Regions from separate parts of the Homo sapiens genome. Here region 2 is linked to region 1. The links are chromatin loops, found by intact Hi-C in ENCODE. Cell type or tissue: dorsolateral prefrontal cortex. All regions are shown on one strand. Each heading gives the region's core, and the rest is flanking DNA. Links, peaks and the distances in the headings are about the cores only. Region 1 has its middle 41 kb from the start of LITATS1. Region 2 has its middle 150 kb from the start of LITATS1.

Region 1 (8,330 bases), core at 47-8,046:
AGGTGTGCCCCAACTCCTTGACCTTGTAACTTTGCTCCCTGGGACCGTGGGCTGCATGGCTGGGGCCGAGTCAGGGAGAACATCCTCTGCAGGTCACCCCAGCATTCCCTCTGCTCTGTCAGAATGTGACCCTTGGCACTACAGCTAGAGAGCCTGAGGCCAGCTATCAATAAGAATTGTCTGGCTGAGAAGCCAGTGGTGGGGCAGCTTTCTGCAGTTAGGGCTGCCACTTACCACCCCAGGCCTGAGTGACTGGTGAGGCAGACACACCTGGTTTGGGGCAGGGAGCTGTTCTACCCCAGGCCAAACTCTTATCCTCTCCCAAGACCAGGGTCTCGGAGTCACCAGGGGCCCTCCCCTGGTATGCTTAGACAGCTCCCCTGGTGAGCTCAGTGTGATGCCTATTATGGGTGGTGCATGTAAATATCTGCTGTGGATGATAAGTGCCTTGCAACCGGAGGGATAGTGATTAGACCTCAGGGGCTACTTCTAGATTGTGAGGGGGTGTGAGGAACAACAGAGGAGTAAAAGGAACAGCAGCAAGGAGGATCCTGGGATTTGGTGAGGGGCTACATTCCTGGGAGATGTGGTAGAAGGAGCTTGCTGTGTGCCAGGCACGATTCCGAAGCATGTTACATGTGTTAACTCCATTAATCCTTCTAACACTCAGTGAAGCAGGTGTCTTGAGTATCCCATTTTACAGATGCAGAACTTAAATACTTTGTGCAATTCACACAGCTTGGAAGTGGCGGAAGCTGATAGGAGCCCAGACAGATGGACCTCAGAATCTGCTCCATCATAGCACTCACTGATGGTCTGGCCCTGTCTGTTTCTCCAGACTGGGAGCTCCTTGAGTACGATGCTAGTGACTCCTTCTCCCTTGTGTTCCCAGGAGCCAGCACGGGGGAGTATCTGGTAGTTGCTCACCACGTCTGGAAGGAAGAAAGGAAGGACATAAGGAAGGGAAGAAGAGAGGGAGAGACAAAGGAAGAAAGTATTGGAGGGCGGGATGTGGTGGCTCACACATGTAATCCCAGAACTTTGGGAGGCCAAGGCGGGCAGATCACTTGAGGTTGGGAGTTGGAGACCAGCCTGACCAACATGGTGAAACCCCATCTCTACGAAATATACAGAAATTAGCCGGGTGTGGTGGCGTGCATCTGTAGTCCCAGCTACTCAGGAGGCTGAGGCAGGAGAATCGCTTGAACCCAGGAGGGGGAGGTTGCAGTGAGCTGAGATTGTGCCATTGCACTCTAGACTGGGCAACAGAGTAAGACTCCATCTTAAAAAAAAAAAAAGTGTTAGAGGCAGGGGCTTGTGCAGAGGGTCTTGGGGCATTTCAGACCTACCATCCTGTCCCTGTATTGCATTCCCTGCCTGTTGGGTGCCCTCCTATGCCTGCCACCACCCCTGGATCCTCCAGGTCTCCCGAAGCTCAGCTGCCTCCTTGTCCAATTTCATTTTCTCACCAGACAAATGAGGGGCTGGATCCGCCTTTCCATTCACACAGGCAGTTGTCAGCTGCAGTGGCATCTGTTCTTGTTGGAAAAATTAAGAAGGAAGTGAAAGAAGCCACAGCCCTAGAGCGGATGGCTAGGGAATCTGGGTCTGGCCTCTCCTGCGAAGACCTTTCCTGTCTCCCGTAGGAGGTGCCTGGGAGGCAGCTCAGGGCCGCAATGGACATGGGTTCTCCACCAACATTCTCTTCCCTTGAGAGGGAAGTGTGGGCCACAGGCAGTGGCTCACATCTGTAATTCCAGCACTTTGAGAGGCCACGGCGGGTGATCGGGTGGATCATTTGATCCTAGGAGTGGGACCAGCCTGGGCGACATGGCAAAACCCCGTCTCTACAAGAAAATTAGCCGGGCGTGGTGGCACGCACCTGTAGACCCAGCTACTCAGGAAGCTGAGGTGGAGGATCTATTGAGGCCTGGGAGGTGGAGGCTGCAGTGAGCCACTGTGCCACTGCACTCCAGCCTGGGCAACAGAGCGAGACCTTGTCTCAAAAAGAAGACAACGACAACAAACAAACAAACAAACAAACAAAAAACCGGAAAATGTGGTTAACATGGTTAACAGTATGGCCTCTGGAGCCAACTCCTGGGCAGGATCCCAGCTCTAGACTGACAGCTGTATGTTTGCTTGGGCAAGTTATCTAACCTCTCCGTACCTTAGGTTTCCCATCTAGCTCATAATAATGTTGTGAGGGTTAAATGAATTGATATATGTAAAACATGTGGAATCGAATACACATCTGGTACCTAGTAAGCATGTGCTTTAGTAGTGTCATAGCTGTTATTTTTTCTCTTCCTTGCCCTAGGGATTGCTTCTCTGAGGGAGGCACTCAGCCTACTGGTGTGGTGCACCCAGAGACAGAAGAGCTTTCTATGGACTGGGCAGGTTGGAGAAGGCTTCATTAATTCTACAGACCTTTATCGATCCCAGGTCCCTGAACCTCCCCCGCCCCACCGGGAACCCCAAGTCTAGAGCGGAGGGAGGCAGACACATAAACAGAGAATCAGTATAAGAGGCAAGTATGTAATGTTCAGGGGAAAAGAGGAGGTAGTGGCTAATGGATATGAAGGCTGGTGGAGGGAGGAGGTCAGAGAAGGCTTCCTGGAGGAGGTGGCATAAGTAGAAAGTAGAACTGCGAATGACAGTTTGCCAGGCAGTCCCAGGGTGGAAGGCCTTCCGGGAGACTAAGAAGAGATGTGCTCTGGGCAGCAGGAGCCCGGCTGTGAGGAGCCTGGGCTTTATCCTAAGGGCAGGAGGGAGCACCAAGGGCTGTGGAGTAGCAAGGACATAGGCAGCTGGAGGAAGGTGGCTTGGGCAGCTGTTGGAAGATGGCTGGGCATGGGAGGACTTGTCAGTTCCCTTCCTTATTCATCTCTGCAGCCCCAGCTGCCAGGACTGGTCAGTCCAGCACAGCATTGCTGGCTACCACTGAGTAGATGAACAAAGGAAAATACCTGTGATCATCTAGGCCTGAGACAGCTGGGACCAGAGAGGTAGCTGGGGTTTTGTAGGAGGGTGCAGAGCTGACGGTTTGTGGACTCTTGCAGAAGGTGTGGGGACTTCTCTTGAGGGTCATGTGCTTCTGGCTCCCCTAACAGCTCAGCCTGGGGTTGCCCTGTGTGGGAGAGGCAGGTCATGCCAGCAGCTGGGCCTGACTGGCTCTGTCCAGCAGGGGGCAGCCGCAGTGCGCAGATGGGCGTGCCCGGCGCCTTTTCTAAGTGCCACCAGCACTTAGAAAAGGGTCTTCGTGGTGGGTGGGTCGGACCCAGTGTGGCAAGGGCTTCCTTGGCGAGCTGAAGGGCAGAGAGGGGGCACCTTCACACCCTCAGGATCTTGTTGATTGGGGCAGTCCTGCGGAGACCAGGGATGCCCGCAAGACCCTGGGAAGCCTAAGTAATTTTCAACCCTGGGAGCACATTAGAGTAGCCTGGGGAGTGTTAAAAACCCACCCAGGCCTGGTGCCCTCCCCAGATCCATGAATCAGAGTCTGAGGGTGGGGCTCAGGCACCAGTCATTAAAAAAAAAAAAAAAAAAAAAAATCTCCCCTGGCCAGGTGCGGTGTCTCACGCCCGTAATCCTAGCACTTTGGGAGGCCGAGGCGGGTGGATTACCTGAGGTCAGGAGTTCAAGACCAGCCTGGCCAACATGGTGAAACCCTGTCTCTACTAAAAATACAAAAAATTAGCCGGGTGCAGTGGCGTATGCCTCTAATCCCAGCTACTTGGGAGGCTGAGGCAGGAGAATCGCTTGAAATCGGGAGGTGGAGGTTGTGGTGAGCCGAGATCACGCCATTGCATTCCAGCCTGGGCAACAAGAGTGAGACTCTGTCTCAAAAACAAAAAAACCCAAAAACAAACAAACAAACAAAAAACTCCCCTGGCAATTCTCTTTTGTTTGTTTCTTTTTTTTCTTTTATTTTTTTAATTGAGACGGGGTCTCACTCTGTCACCCAGGCTGGAATGCAGTGGCACGATCCCTTGGCAATTCCAGTACGCACTGAATTGCCCAGTGGCAGGGGTTTGAGAGGAGTGAGCCAACAAATGTCAGGACCTTCTTTTCCCTCCTGTGGGGTAGGTCTGGGTCATTTAGATCTCATGCCCACTATAGTCACAGCAGGGGGTCCGACGGCCCTTGGCCCTTGGCCTCAAGGCTGAGAGAAGGTGGGGAGCAGGGTCGCCTGCAAGGAGACACCTGCTCCCACCTGCCAAGGATGAGGCATTCAGAGTGGCTGTGGGGTGTGCTCGGGAGTGTGTCTCAGCACCGCTGCGCGTGCGGGGGCACATCCCTGTGTGCAGGTGCTGGGTACCTACGTGCATGCAAGTGTGTCTGTCCGGCATGTGAAGGGGCTTTTGGGGCTGGTTCTGTCTGCCTGGCATGCTGGCTTTTGCCTCTGTGCTTTGTGTATGTGTTGGGACACGAGTGTTGCTCTGCGCCAGCAGCTGTGAGCTGTCTCTGTCTGCAGGTTGTCTCTGCATACACGTTGCCTCTGTGTCTTTTGTGTGTCATGGTGTGTGGCTATCTCAGGGCTGGCCTGTGCACATCTGTGTTCTTGGGTCTTTTAGAGCCAACGACGAATATGAAGCTCTGCTGTTTGAAGGTGTTTTTTCTCTTTCTTTCTCTCCTTCCAGCCTGATCAGTATGCTGCTCCCGTGCAGCCTCCCCAAAGACCACACACAGGCGAGTTCTGTGTGGACAGAGTCAAGTGTGGGCTTAGAAAGATCCACCACAGCCCCTCTAGGAGTAATACCTCCAGTCAGCCTCCCTCTAGGTGTGCAGCCGGTCTTGCTGGCCAGAGCCTCCTTGCGGCCGATGCAGCCAGCAACAGGCACCGTCGGCCCACCGAGCGTGCCAGGCCCACCGCCCCTCCCTGCCCACCATGTTGGAAAGGCCATAGGAGGGATCTCAGCTAAGCAGGGCCAGATGGAGACAGAAGGACCTCCCAAGCAGGCCAGTTTGGTGCCACTTTATGTCAATATTCTCTAAATATTTGTACAACATTTATTTAGTGGAGAAGGTAAAATGATATTCTGTTAGTTAAAAAAAACCCCAGTATATCTGCTTATAATAAAAAATGGAATTTATTGCATGCACCAAGCATCACATACATGTTAACTTAGCCTTTGATATCGGAGTTTTCCCATCATTTATAATTGGATGTACATTGTGATTCACTAAGGATGGAGGTAACTGTTACATAGCTGTGGATACGTAGTTTGTTCCCAGAGACATAACTCTTTTTTTGAGACGGAGTCTCGCACTGTTGCCCAGGCGCAGTCTCGGCTCACTGCAATCTCTGCCTCCTGGGTTCAAGTGATTCTCCTGCCTCAGCCTCCCGAGTAGCTGGGATTACAGGTGCCTACCACTAGGCCCAGTTAATTTTTGTATTTTTAGTAGAGACGGGGTTTCACCATATTGGCCAGGCTGGTCTTGAACTCCTGACCTCAGGTCATCTGCCCACCTTGGCATCCCAGTGCTGGGATTACAGGCATGAGCCAACGCGCCTGGCCCCAGAGACAGAAGTCTTTATCAGGCATTGTTTGGTTTGAAAATTTCAGCCAGCTCTGCAGGCCATGTTTACCCTAAACCAGTACTGCCTTTTTGTGAGTCAGACAAAGGTGCCTCATTCAGGCAGCTCCAGCCCCGTGGACATGGATATGCAGGTTTGGGAGTGGAGGTTGGCTGGGACCTCCCTCAGCCCTGTGTGTGGTGTGTAAGGGGCACCTGCCTGTGTGTGTGTGGTGGGCAGGCCAGCTTAGATGTGGGAGGGTGGGTGGTGTGTACTGGTTTGTGTGTTTTCATGGTGTGTCTGATGTTTGAGTACAAGGAACGTATATTGTTTTGGGTGGTGTGGGTCTGGATGGGGTGTGAGTTGCATGGAGTGTGTGATGTCTGGGTGTTTCCGGGGTAGTGAAGAATGGGTTTTGTGTGAGTGGTGATCATTTTTGGGGACATGGAGGTCAGTATGATATGAGTATCCAGCTGGTGGGATGTCAAGTGCATGCAAGGCAGGTGCCACGTGTGTGATTGTGGCATGTGCCTTCTATTGGGTCAGGTGAATTGGGTGTGCCTGTATGTGTGAGGGTGTGTGGTGTGTAATGCATGCCTGTGTGCGTGACTATGAATGGGATTCCCTGGGACAGGTTCAAGGTCTCAGCCCTCCAGTCTAGCACTTGCAAGCCTTGGCCAGGCCTCCCCAGGGCTCCTCCCAGCCTTTGGGCTGCCGCTGAGGTGGGGTGGGCTCTGAACTGCTGCTGCCCCAACCATACTGACCTTGGGAGGCCAGCAGGGTCCTGTCTGTGGGCTTGAAGGAAGCAGTCCTCTACAGTGGAGGGACAGTTGGATGGCAGTTTGCACAGGAGCTGTGCCCTGGCCCAGGAGACCACCTGGCCAGGGCACAGCTCCTGTGCCTATCTGGCGAGCCCAGTTGAGATTCTACTTCCCCACCCCTTATCCCAGACCGCTGTCTGGGTCACCACCACCTGAATGATTGCAGTCACTTTTAATTTGGCCTCCTTGCCTCTCCCCTGCACCCCTTCCCCTCCTTCTCCTATCCACTCTGCTAGCCACCCTGTGGCCAGTATGGTTTCTCAACACTCAAATCTGGGCACAGCCTCTTCACTTAAAACCCTTCTGTGGCCTCCCTACTGCCCACAGGATAAAGGCCAAGCTCCTTGGCCGGGCATTCAAGGCCCCTACAACTGGCCCTCATTTGCCTGTCCTAACTCCTCCCTCCACCCACACCATGCCCACGATGCTAAGGGCCACCTGGCACTATCTCCTTGGATGCCAGTGCAAGGTCCAGCCTCCAGCTCTTTCCTGCACTGAGCCTCCTACCCCTCTGGCTGGTGCCCTGTCCTCACCTGGCCTGGCCAAGCCCACAGCTTCCATCCCTGGAAGCCTCCCCTGCCCTTTTCAGGTGGAGCTGCTGGCTCCTTACCCAGAGTTAGCTTCAATCCTGGATGCAAGCTGCCCGCTGTGCATAGTCACAGTCAGCTGGGGTGTGTGTCCTCACTGAACGCTGCCTCCTCTGGGGCTATCTCAGGGATGTGCCTGGGTCAGCCTAGCCCCTCAGAATCTGACTCCAGATTCTCGGGGATCCACCCTGAGTGGGGCTCCAGGGCCCACTCGCCCACTGGTGAGGGCAACGCTTGGAGATGGTGGCGTTTTCTCTCGTCTCCGTTCAGGCAGGCGGCTGGCCTGAGCTGCCTTGAGACTGGAAGAGACTTTGTCTGCAAGACACTTCTCCATTCAGGTTTTATTTCCCTAAAGCTGAAGCCTCCCCTGGGAATTAAGCTGTGTGATCTGGTGGGAAAAGTGAGGGAACATTGAAAAGAGGAGGGATTCCCCTGACTGCAGGGAGGATGGTTACAAACTCTGGAGACTGGGAGGGAAGGAACATCTGGCATTGCCCAGGCAGAGGGGCTTGTGTCTGTTCCCCTGCAGGGCCTTGTAGGAGGTAGGATTTCCAAGGGGCTCTTTGGGTCCCAGCCTTGCCAATATGCTAAAGTAGCCCTGGGGTTGGGGGTCAGTGGGTGTCTGTCTCAGTCCATTTGCATTGCTATGAAGGAATACCTGAGGCAGGGTAATTTTAAAGAAAAGAGGTTTACTTGGCTCATGGTTCTTCAGGCTGTACTGGAAGCATGGTGGCGGCAAAGGTGCTGCCCCAGGTGAGGGCTGCAGGATGCTTCCACTCATGGCAGAAAGGAGAGGGGACCTGTGTGCAGAGATAACATGTGTAGACAAAGAGAGAGGGAGAGGGGGAGGGAGGGAGAGAGAGAAAGGAAGCGAGGGAGAGAGAGAGGGAGGGAGGGAAAGAAGGAGGGAGGGAGGGAGAGAGGGAGGGAGGGAGAGAAAGAGGGAGGGGGAGGGAGAGGGAGGGAGAGGGGTGAGAGAGATGGGGGAGAGACAGAGAGGGAAGGGGGAGAGAGAGGAAAGGGGGAGAGAGAGAGGAAAGGGGGAGAAAGAGAGAGGAAAGGGGGAGAAAGAGAGAGGGAAGGGGGAGAGAGAGAGGAAAGGGGGAGAAAGAGGGATGGGGGAGAGAGAGAGGGAGAAGGGGAGAGGGAGAGAAAGAGCGGGAGAGAAGAGGGAAAGGGAGGGAGAGAGGGGGACAGAAGAGGGAGAGGGAGCGAGAGGGGGAGAGAGATAGGGAGGGAGAAGAGGAGATGCTAGATTCTTTTCAACAACTAGTTCTCAGGGGAACTAAGAGTGAGAACTCACTCACTCCCACAAGAATGGCACCAAGCCTCACGACCCAAACACCTCCCACCAGGTCCCACCTCCAACACTGGGGATGAAACTTGGTGGGGCCAAACAAA
Region 2 (8,330 bases), core at 287-8,286, 110 kb after region 1:
CTATTTTTTTTTATTAGTGAGGCCTCTCCTAACCACCTTATGTAAACCACCTCTCCCATCTCTCTCCCCTTCCCCTGGTTTACCCTGACAGTGTACTTACCACTGCCTGTCATCCCACTGTGTATTTATTTATTGTCTTGCTCTAGACGCTGAGTCTGTGAGCACAGAAACCATGCCTGGTTTTGCTCACCATGCTATCCTCCATGCCCCAGCCAATTTCTGGCCCAGAGTAGATGCTCATTAAATCATTGTTGAACGAATGCTCAGCTGTGGGACTGGGGGTTGGGTGGCTGAGGAATGGCACCTGGGAGGGGTTGCTGAGGAGGCTGTGGGCCCTGGTGATTTCTCATTGACGCTTTTCTCACTCAATCCTTGGGTCTTGGAGAGATGGGAAGTGGCAGTTGACTCTGGGGCAGCTGTTTAAGTCTGACATAGCAGGAGCCAGAAAAAAAGGTGGCCGTGCATGGGCGGCCGTCCTATCTGCCAGTCAGAGACGCTCTGCTGCAAGGACGGGGAGTTGGGGAGGGTCCCTGGGGCCACCCTACCTTCCCTCGTCCTCCGTTTTACTATAATAACATCTCACCTTCACCAAACACTGACTGGGTCCAGGCGAAGTTTTTTTTTTGTTTTTTTTTTTTTGAGATGGAGTCTCACTCTGTCACCCAGGCTGGAGTGCATTGGGGTGATCTCCGTTCACTGCAGCCTCTGCCTCCCAGGTTCAAGCAATTCTCCTGCCTCAGCTACCCGAGTAGCTGGGACCACAGGCGCCCACCACCATGCCAGGCAAATTTTTGTATTTTTAGTTGCGACGGGGGTTTCACCATATTGGCGAGGCTGGTCTCGAACTCCTGACCTCAAATGATCCGCCCGCCTCGGCCTCCCAGAGTGCTGGGATTACAGGCGCAAGCCACCTCGCCTGGCCCAGGCACAGTTCTAATTGCCTTATGTGGATTAACTCACTTAACCCTCGCAACGAGCCTTTGAGGGTAAGCACACATAGCATCCCCCACTTATAGGTGAGGAGACTGAGGCACAGGCACTTAAGTAACATACCCAAGACCACACAGCTAGTTCATGGAAAAACTGGAATTTGAAGCCAGGTAGCTCTGGCTCGAGAACCCCTGAGCTCAATCACTGTGCTTGAGTGAGCCCCGCTGTGCCAGAGCCAGAGGGAGGAGGGCCTGGCCTGAGCTTCTTTTGGAGAAACTGGGCTAGAACTTAGGCCTCCTGACTCTGGGAAGGGACTCCTGCCATAACCTCACAGAGGGTGGCTGAGTGGGAAAGGTGTGGGGTTTTCAATCCTGTCCCAGCCAATTCAGCAGCAGTCTATAGAATCCTGCTGGGCCCAGAGTGCTGCAAGCTGGAGCCCCTGCCCTGACAGCAATGGGCACTGAGGATGAGGCCAGGGTCACCCATGTTCCCTGGGCCCACCCTTTGTCCTTTGAGTCTTACTAGAAAGAACTGGGGCACAACCCCAGCTTCTCTGTCCTCAGCCTCTGAGCCTGGGGAAGGGGATGGCAGAGTTGACAGTGGCTTATCTAGGTGACATCAGAATTGCAGCCACCTGGGCTTAGGCTTCCCAGACTTGAAGCATCTGCTTGTCTGTGAGTTTTGAAGCCACCCCAGCCCTGGCCACCCTGCTACCTGTCTCCAGGGTCTTCTTGCCTCGGGAAGTTCAAGGCACCTGGCGATACCTTGCAATGGAATGAGTATCCTGCCTGGAGCCAGAATAGCTGGATAGACATTAGGCTCTGACACCTGCTTGCTAGGTGACCCGGGGCAAGTTGCTAAGCATCTCTGAGTCCCTATTTTTCCATCTCTAAAACTGTTTAGCTTTTTAAAGGGCTGTTGTGAGAATTTTCTTTTTTCTTTTTTTTTTTTGAGATGGAGTCTTGCTCTGTTGCCCAGGCTGGAGTGCAGTGGTGTGGTCTTGGCTCACTGCAACCTCCACCTCCCAGGTTCAAGCGATTCTCCTACCTTAGCCTCCCAAGTAGCTGGGATTACAGGCGCCTGCCACCATGCCTGGCTAATTTTTGTATTTTTGGTAGAGATGGGGTTTCACCATGTTGGCCAAGCTGGTCTCGAACTCCTGACCTCAGGTGATCTGCCTGCCTTGGCCTCCCAAAGTGCTGGGATTACAGGCGTCAGCCACCATGCCTGGCCTAGTTTGAGAATTTTATGTGATAAATTAAGTCAGAGCTTCTCCAGCTTTTCCACTAAAGCAAAACCTAATGGCAAAAGAGAGTAAGCTGTATCCTGGGGTTTGAGGGTATAGCTTAAAGCAGATAGCCACAAGCTCAGAATTTATTTGAAGTCTTACTGTAGCTTAAAAATTCAGGTGCATTTTGCATTCTGCTCCATAATGTATCCATGTTGTTTCTTTTAACACAGTGTTTTAAGTTACTTATCATTGGGTAATTTCAGTGCCAGCAAGATGGGCCGTGTTTGTCATGTGGCTCTGCATACTCCCTGGCCCACGGGTGGGAGCCCCCAAGGGTTGTGTGTATTCAGTTGAAGAAGCATTCGTGTAAGTAAAAGTGCTCTAGAAAGAACAGAAAAAAAGCGACATAAAGGTCAGAGAGTTTTAATGTGAATGTTGGCAGTAATGGAAACACATCCGTCAGTTAGCAAGATGGATGAACGGAAGATGAAAAAGGGAAGGCAAGGGGAGAGGTAGGAATAGAAATGGGATGGGGCGCTGGTCAGGCAGTGAATGCAAATCCCAAGTGGGCTAGGCTCAACTCCTAAGCAAAGGGGGAGATTCAGAAGCCGGGGGGTTGAAACCCAGGACACTGGTCAGCAGGCACTGGGGCTCCCTAGCCTGTCTGTTATACCATTGAGGAAGCCACTGGCTTCCACTGTTATAGTGGGTCATATACTTTTACTTACTTTTTGGCTTAGGGTAGCTTTCCTGTAAGCCTTCCCTCTCCCCCTGAGAGTGTCCTTTTTAGCACCAGGGGTGGTCTCTCTATATTCCTTTCATGGCCATGGGGCTTAGTATGCAACGTCCCTCCAGCAACCTCCCAAAGTCCTCCTTGCTTGGAGACCCCTCGTGTCAATGCTCATCGGAGGGCTATGGCAATGTCCCATAATCCTTCAGGTGAGTATGCAGATTAGGCTCTGCTGTGACCTGGGCACAGGTGCAAACCTTTAGTCTCCTTTCTGCTCCTTTTGGTATCTTTTTAAAAATTACAAAGCTTCCATGCAGAAATGTGCACACGTCACAATATTACAAAATGTCTGAAAGCAAATATTTCCCAAAGAATTGTGGGAACACAAGCAAACACCTTTCTTTCGTTCTCTGTTATTTCTGGATGAAAGCAGATAATGAGTTACCCTTTTCACAATCAATGTTCAGTGAATTTTTGGCTACATTTTTCGGAGCAAATATAAACAGGGTAAGTTGAAGGCATGGATTATTGCAAAATAAAATTGGGATACATGAAGCTTAAAAGTCTTAATTTTAAAACTAGTCCTCACAATAGACCAGAACTTGATCCTCTCTAATTCTTTGCAAACAGCGTTTGCATTTTATTATCAAATGTGTCTTATATCAGCGTAGGATGAGATTTGGCTCATGTTTTTGCATAAATATAATAAAAGGAGGCTTCCCAGTGAACATAGATTTGGGAAATAGTGTTTACTTATTTCTCTCAATTCAAAAGAGTGTGAACTGGAAATTTTTTGTTTCAGTAATTTTTTCTTTTGAACACAAAGGCTGTGTATTGTTTCTTTCTACAAAGAACACAAGCCAATCTGGGGACAATTATGGTTTTGTATTTCTCTCTGGGGAGCACAGGCTCATGCTGTGAACTTGCCGATCAGCAAACCAGGCTCCATGCCACCAGATGGGATGTGAACTTGGCATGGGGATGACCAAAATCCTGGGATCCAGACTCAGGACAGGCAGCTAGCCTCCCCTGGGGCAGGCAGGGACCAGAAGAGCCCCAGAGGGTCTTGTAGAACAGAGGCGGAGGAGGAGAGGACAGAAAGGACAGGGAGACAACCAAGGTATGAGGTGGGAAGTTCTAACATTCCTCTTTGTGCTATTCCGTCCTTCCAGGAATTACAGGTAGGGGAGATGCTGGTTTTGGGTGAGCTCTGGAATTTCAAAGAGGTTACCTTGGGTCTAGAGCAGATAGGAAACTATAGAGAAGCAGTGAAGGGCCTGGAGTCAGCCAGACCTAAGCCAGACCTGAGTCCTTTCTCTGCTGCTCATGGTAGCTCTTGACCATGGGCACTTGATGTCAACTCTTTGAGCCTCCATTTCCTTGTCCTGTAGAATGGGGTAATAATAGGACTTTAGAAGATTGTTGTGAAGGTTTACTGGAGAAAAGAAAAATGTGTAAGAAACACTTTACTTGGTGCCTGGTCCATATTTGCCAGCTCTTGGTTGTTAGTTCAAGCTGAGCAGAAGCACCCACATGCAGAAGGATTTGACAGTTCTGGACCTGGGCCTCAGTCTACTTTGCATTAGAGTAAATTATGTATGTCTGTCGTGATTATAGTTAGAAGCTCCCAGAGGGTTGGAAACTCCAAGCTCAGATACCTCAAATACTAGGTAATTGTGTTTTGAGTTGCACTAAATTTAATTCCTCCTTTAAACCAGTAATTTCAGCTCCACTGGTTACCTTCCTTTCTTTCTTTTTTTTTTTTTTGAGACGAAGTCTTGCCCTGTCACCCAGGCTGAAGTGCAATGGTGCAGTCTCGGCTCACTGCAACCTCTGCCTCCTGGGTTCAAACAATTCTCCTGCCTCAGCCTCCTGAGTAGCTTGAATTACAGGCGCCTGCCACCACGCCCAGCTAATTTTTGTGTTTTTAGTAGAGACGGGGGTTTCACCATATTGGCCAGGCTGGTCTCGAACTCTTGACCTCGTGATCTGCCTGCCTCGGCTTCCCAAAGTGCTGGGACTACAGGCGTGAACCACGGCGCCGGGTCCCCTTTTCAGGGTTGTTTCTGGCAGGGGAGGGTCCAGGTTCTTGACCACTTGTCTTTTTAGTACACTCTTCCTGCAATATGCACTCATTGTCACCAGGTGGCAGTAGAGTCCCAGGCCGCTTTGGGGAGCCGGGCCATAGCAAAGATTTCCATCCTTGGGAGACATTTAAAAATGGATTTCTACTTATTAAACCAGTTCAATGAGATTAACCTACTTACCACCCTCAACTTTAAGCATGGCAAGCATCAGAGCAGCTAATGAGACAAAATACAAAGTGTTTGGTACACTCAATTATCTTTTCTGGACTAATCCCTAAAGAGCGTCTAATCCGGTGCTCCCATTCCTCAGGGAAGGCATTCTCTTCTCTCAACACTCAGGTTCACTCCACTTGGTGTCACCACTCCCTGTAGCTTCCTTTTGCTCTGGCTTTTGTTCACTCGTTCAGCCAACCTTGAGGTGCATCTTCTCCGTGTGGACCCCATGCAGGGGAGTGCTCAGCCGGGGGAGGGAAGGGGAAGGGCTATGGAAACAGAGAGGGGGGTCACAAACCCAAGTGCCTTCCATGGCCAGGGTGGTAATGGAGATGGGTGAATTGGGTCTGAGTAAGAAGAACAGGGAGTTGGGGAGGGGCAACCTGGAGACTTGGGGCCCCACCTAGAGGGTGGCAGCTGCCACTCAGTTCCACGTGATTGTTGCAAGGTGGGAATGTGGCACAACACTGCCATATCTTCCTATTCTTCAAGATAAATTAAATGTTTAGGTTTTATATCTATATCTATATCTATATCTATCTATCTATCTATATCTATCTATCTATCTATCTATATATATATATCTATATATATATATATCTATATCTATCTATATATATATATAAAACATCTCTTACTTTAAAATTGTGGGCCTGGTTTGACTCTCGTGCTGTGAGTTTGAGACTCTGAAATAGAGGCTTATGGCACAGTGTGATAGAGTGGTAAAGAAGCTGTGTCCAGAGAACTGTGGGAGCCCAGAGGAGGGAGCCCCAATTCTGTCTGGAGCATTCATTCATTATTCATTCAGTAAATATTTACTGCATTCCTATCGTGTGCAGAATGCCTGGGATTCATAGTCGAACAAGATACACAGAATCCTTACCTCCATGGCGTGCACAGCTCATTAGGGGAGGCAAATACCGAACGCTGAATGATGTTATGTATGATTTGGTTGGATATTGTATAGAATAATCTGAGGGACAAATTTACAGTGCAATGAGCGTCCGCGGGTGGGTCAGGGAGGCCTTCCCTGAGGAAGTGATGTTTGGTCTGAGATCTGAAGGATGAATAGGAGTATAACTTGTCCATTGACCAGGCCAGCCACTGGCCATTTAGTTCCAGAAATGAGCTAAATGCCCACTGGGGAGGGTATAACTCAGAAAGGGCCATGATCTGGAGAAGAGGACACTTGCTGGGAAGGTGTCCCAGACGGTCAAAGTTGGACCCTTTTCCTCCATAGAATGTGCAGGACAGAGCAGAAATCCACTGGGGAAGAGACGAGGGAGCAGAGCAGCTTCCCTGCTTCCTTCCACCCAGAGCATGTGCTGTGAGAGCAGTGGGTGCCCAGGCCAGCAAAGGAGAGGCTTTGGGAGGGTCTGGGGAGAGTGGACAGCTCCTTCAAAGACCAGAGAGAGGGTCTCAGGCTAGCATTTTGGGAAGGAAAATTGGGGCAGAGAATGGAGGTCCCCGGCTCTCAGGCCAACAAGATTCCAAATTCCATCAGAAGGATGAGCAGTGCTCACAGGGGAGCTGAAGGCTGAGGACTCTGGGGCTGAGGAGGCTCCAGGCCCACAGTTACAGCAGGAAGGCTTGGAAGTCAGGTGCACAAAGTTTGACATATAGGAGAATAAGCTCTCCTGATCTGGTTTTGTATTCTGTTTCCCTGCTGATGAACTGTGTGATCTTAAGCAACTTACTTAAACTCTCTGAGCTTCAGCATTGTCATTTGTGGGATGGACATTTTCTGTCTGCTTTGTGGATGGGGTGATTAAATGGGATTAGGAAGGTAAGGGCCTAGCACTGTGCCTGACTCGCAGTTGATGTTCAATAAATTTGTGTTCCATTCCTCTGCCTCCTGCTCCTCTTCCAAGTAGAATAATTGCTCCCAGGAAACTCCTGTCTTCTGTTGCTCTCACATCCACCAACCCCAGGGCACAGCCCCCAGGACCTCAAAGTCACAAGTCCCCACTCCTGCCTGTGTCTCCTCTCCATCCTCTGCTTCATCCGGGGCTCACCCTGGCCACTCCTTTTGCACATACCTTTTTATAAAATAGACTACACATTCAACAGCAGACACAATCATACGTTTCCAGAATATCCTCTTTGGAACAGAGAAAAATAAGTCATGCTCTCCCCAGTCCTGGATCTCTAAGAGCATGGGTGGGGAAGGAGAGTTGTGCTGAATCCTGGCTCTGACATTCCCCAGTGTGCAACCTTGGGCACCATAATATGCGGAAAGGTGAAACAGTTTACAGATGCTACTGTTTTTATTTTGCAGGATGTTTTCTGATATGAATACTGAGGTCAGGAGGTTTTCCTTAGCACTTATTACTTTTTTCTATTAAGTGGAGGACTTGGGTGGTTTCCACCCACGGACCTGACTGTTGAATGAATTTAACAGTCTCCATCAGTCCGCAAGCAAGTGCACCCTGGTTTTGCCGTCTGCTCAGCTGGTGTGAGGCTCCAGGGTGAGAGGCAGGCAAAGGAGATATTCTTGCTAGAACCTTCCCTCAAGGAGCCTTCTGGAAGGCAGGCCACAGTTCTAATGCTGGATCCTCTGCTGGTTGGTGGTGGGACCCAAAGCACTTGGCTGCCTGGCCCTGACCCTCACCTTCCTCAGGGAGGACGTCATGTTGTTATAGACATAATGCTCACATTAGGGGCTCAATCAGCCGTTGGCTATTGCTATTACTATTCATATAATGAGATCATGTGTGTGAATCACACGCACATACTTTGCACAGAATAAGGGGTCAATTTGTGGTAGCAATTTATTTATTTATTCCATACCCCTCACTTCTCCCCTTCCTGACCTCAGGTAACCACTAATATACTCTTTATCTTCATGAGATCCCCTTCTTAAGCTGCCACCTATGAGTGAGAACATGTGATATTTGTCTTTCTGTGCCTAATTGATTTCACTTAACCTCATGGCCTCCAGTTCCATCCATGTTGCTGCAAACGACAGGATTTTATACTTTTTTTTATGGCTGAATAATATTCCATGGTGTATGTATTCCACATTCTCTTTATCCATTCATCTCTTGATGGGCACTTAGGTTGATTCCGTCTCTCAGCTACTGTGAAGAGTGCTACAATGAACACAGGAGTGCAGATTATCTCTTTGATGTATTGATTT

Evidence for each region. Hi-C counts contacts between places; a loop is a spot of excess contacts. Peaks named below come from ENCODE experiments on the same cell type or tissue, not always from the same donor. Only the 100,000 strongest peaks of a DNase experiment are listed, where the experiment ranks them.
Region 2: a loop joins it to region 1, with 3 times the contacts of the local background. A loop is called at or near these places in 5 of 110 quality-filtered maps.

Annotation. Positions count from the first base shown.
Region 1 is chr1:37,429,330-37,437,659 of GRCh38, reverse strand. No RefSeq gene overlaps it. Among named protein-coding and RNA genes, the nearest start is that of LITATS1, 41 kb to the left of the region's middle. In dorsolateral prefrontal cortex, for the core only: CTCF peaks have their summits at 2,974 and 3,183 (motif pointing right); a DNase peak (open chromatin) is centred at 3,189; H3K27me3 peaks cover 1,568 bases.
Region 2 is chr1:37,320,671-37,329,000 of GRCh38, reverse strand. No RefSeq gene overlaps it. Among named protein-coding and RNA genes, the nearest start is that of LITATS1, 150 kb to the left of the region's middle. In dorsolateral prefrontal cortex, for the core only: CTCF peaks have their summits at 3,752 and 5,031 (motif pointing right); a DNase peak (open chromatin) is centred at 3,850; H3K4me3 peaks cover 473 bases; H3K27ac peaks cover 1,400 bases; H3K27me3 peaks cover 969 bases.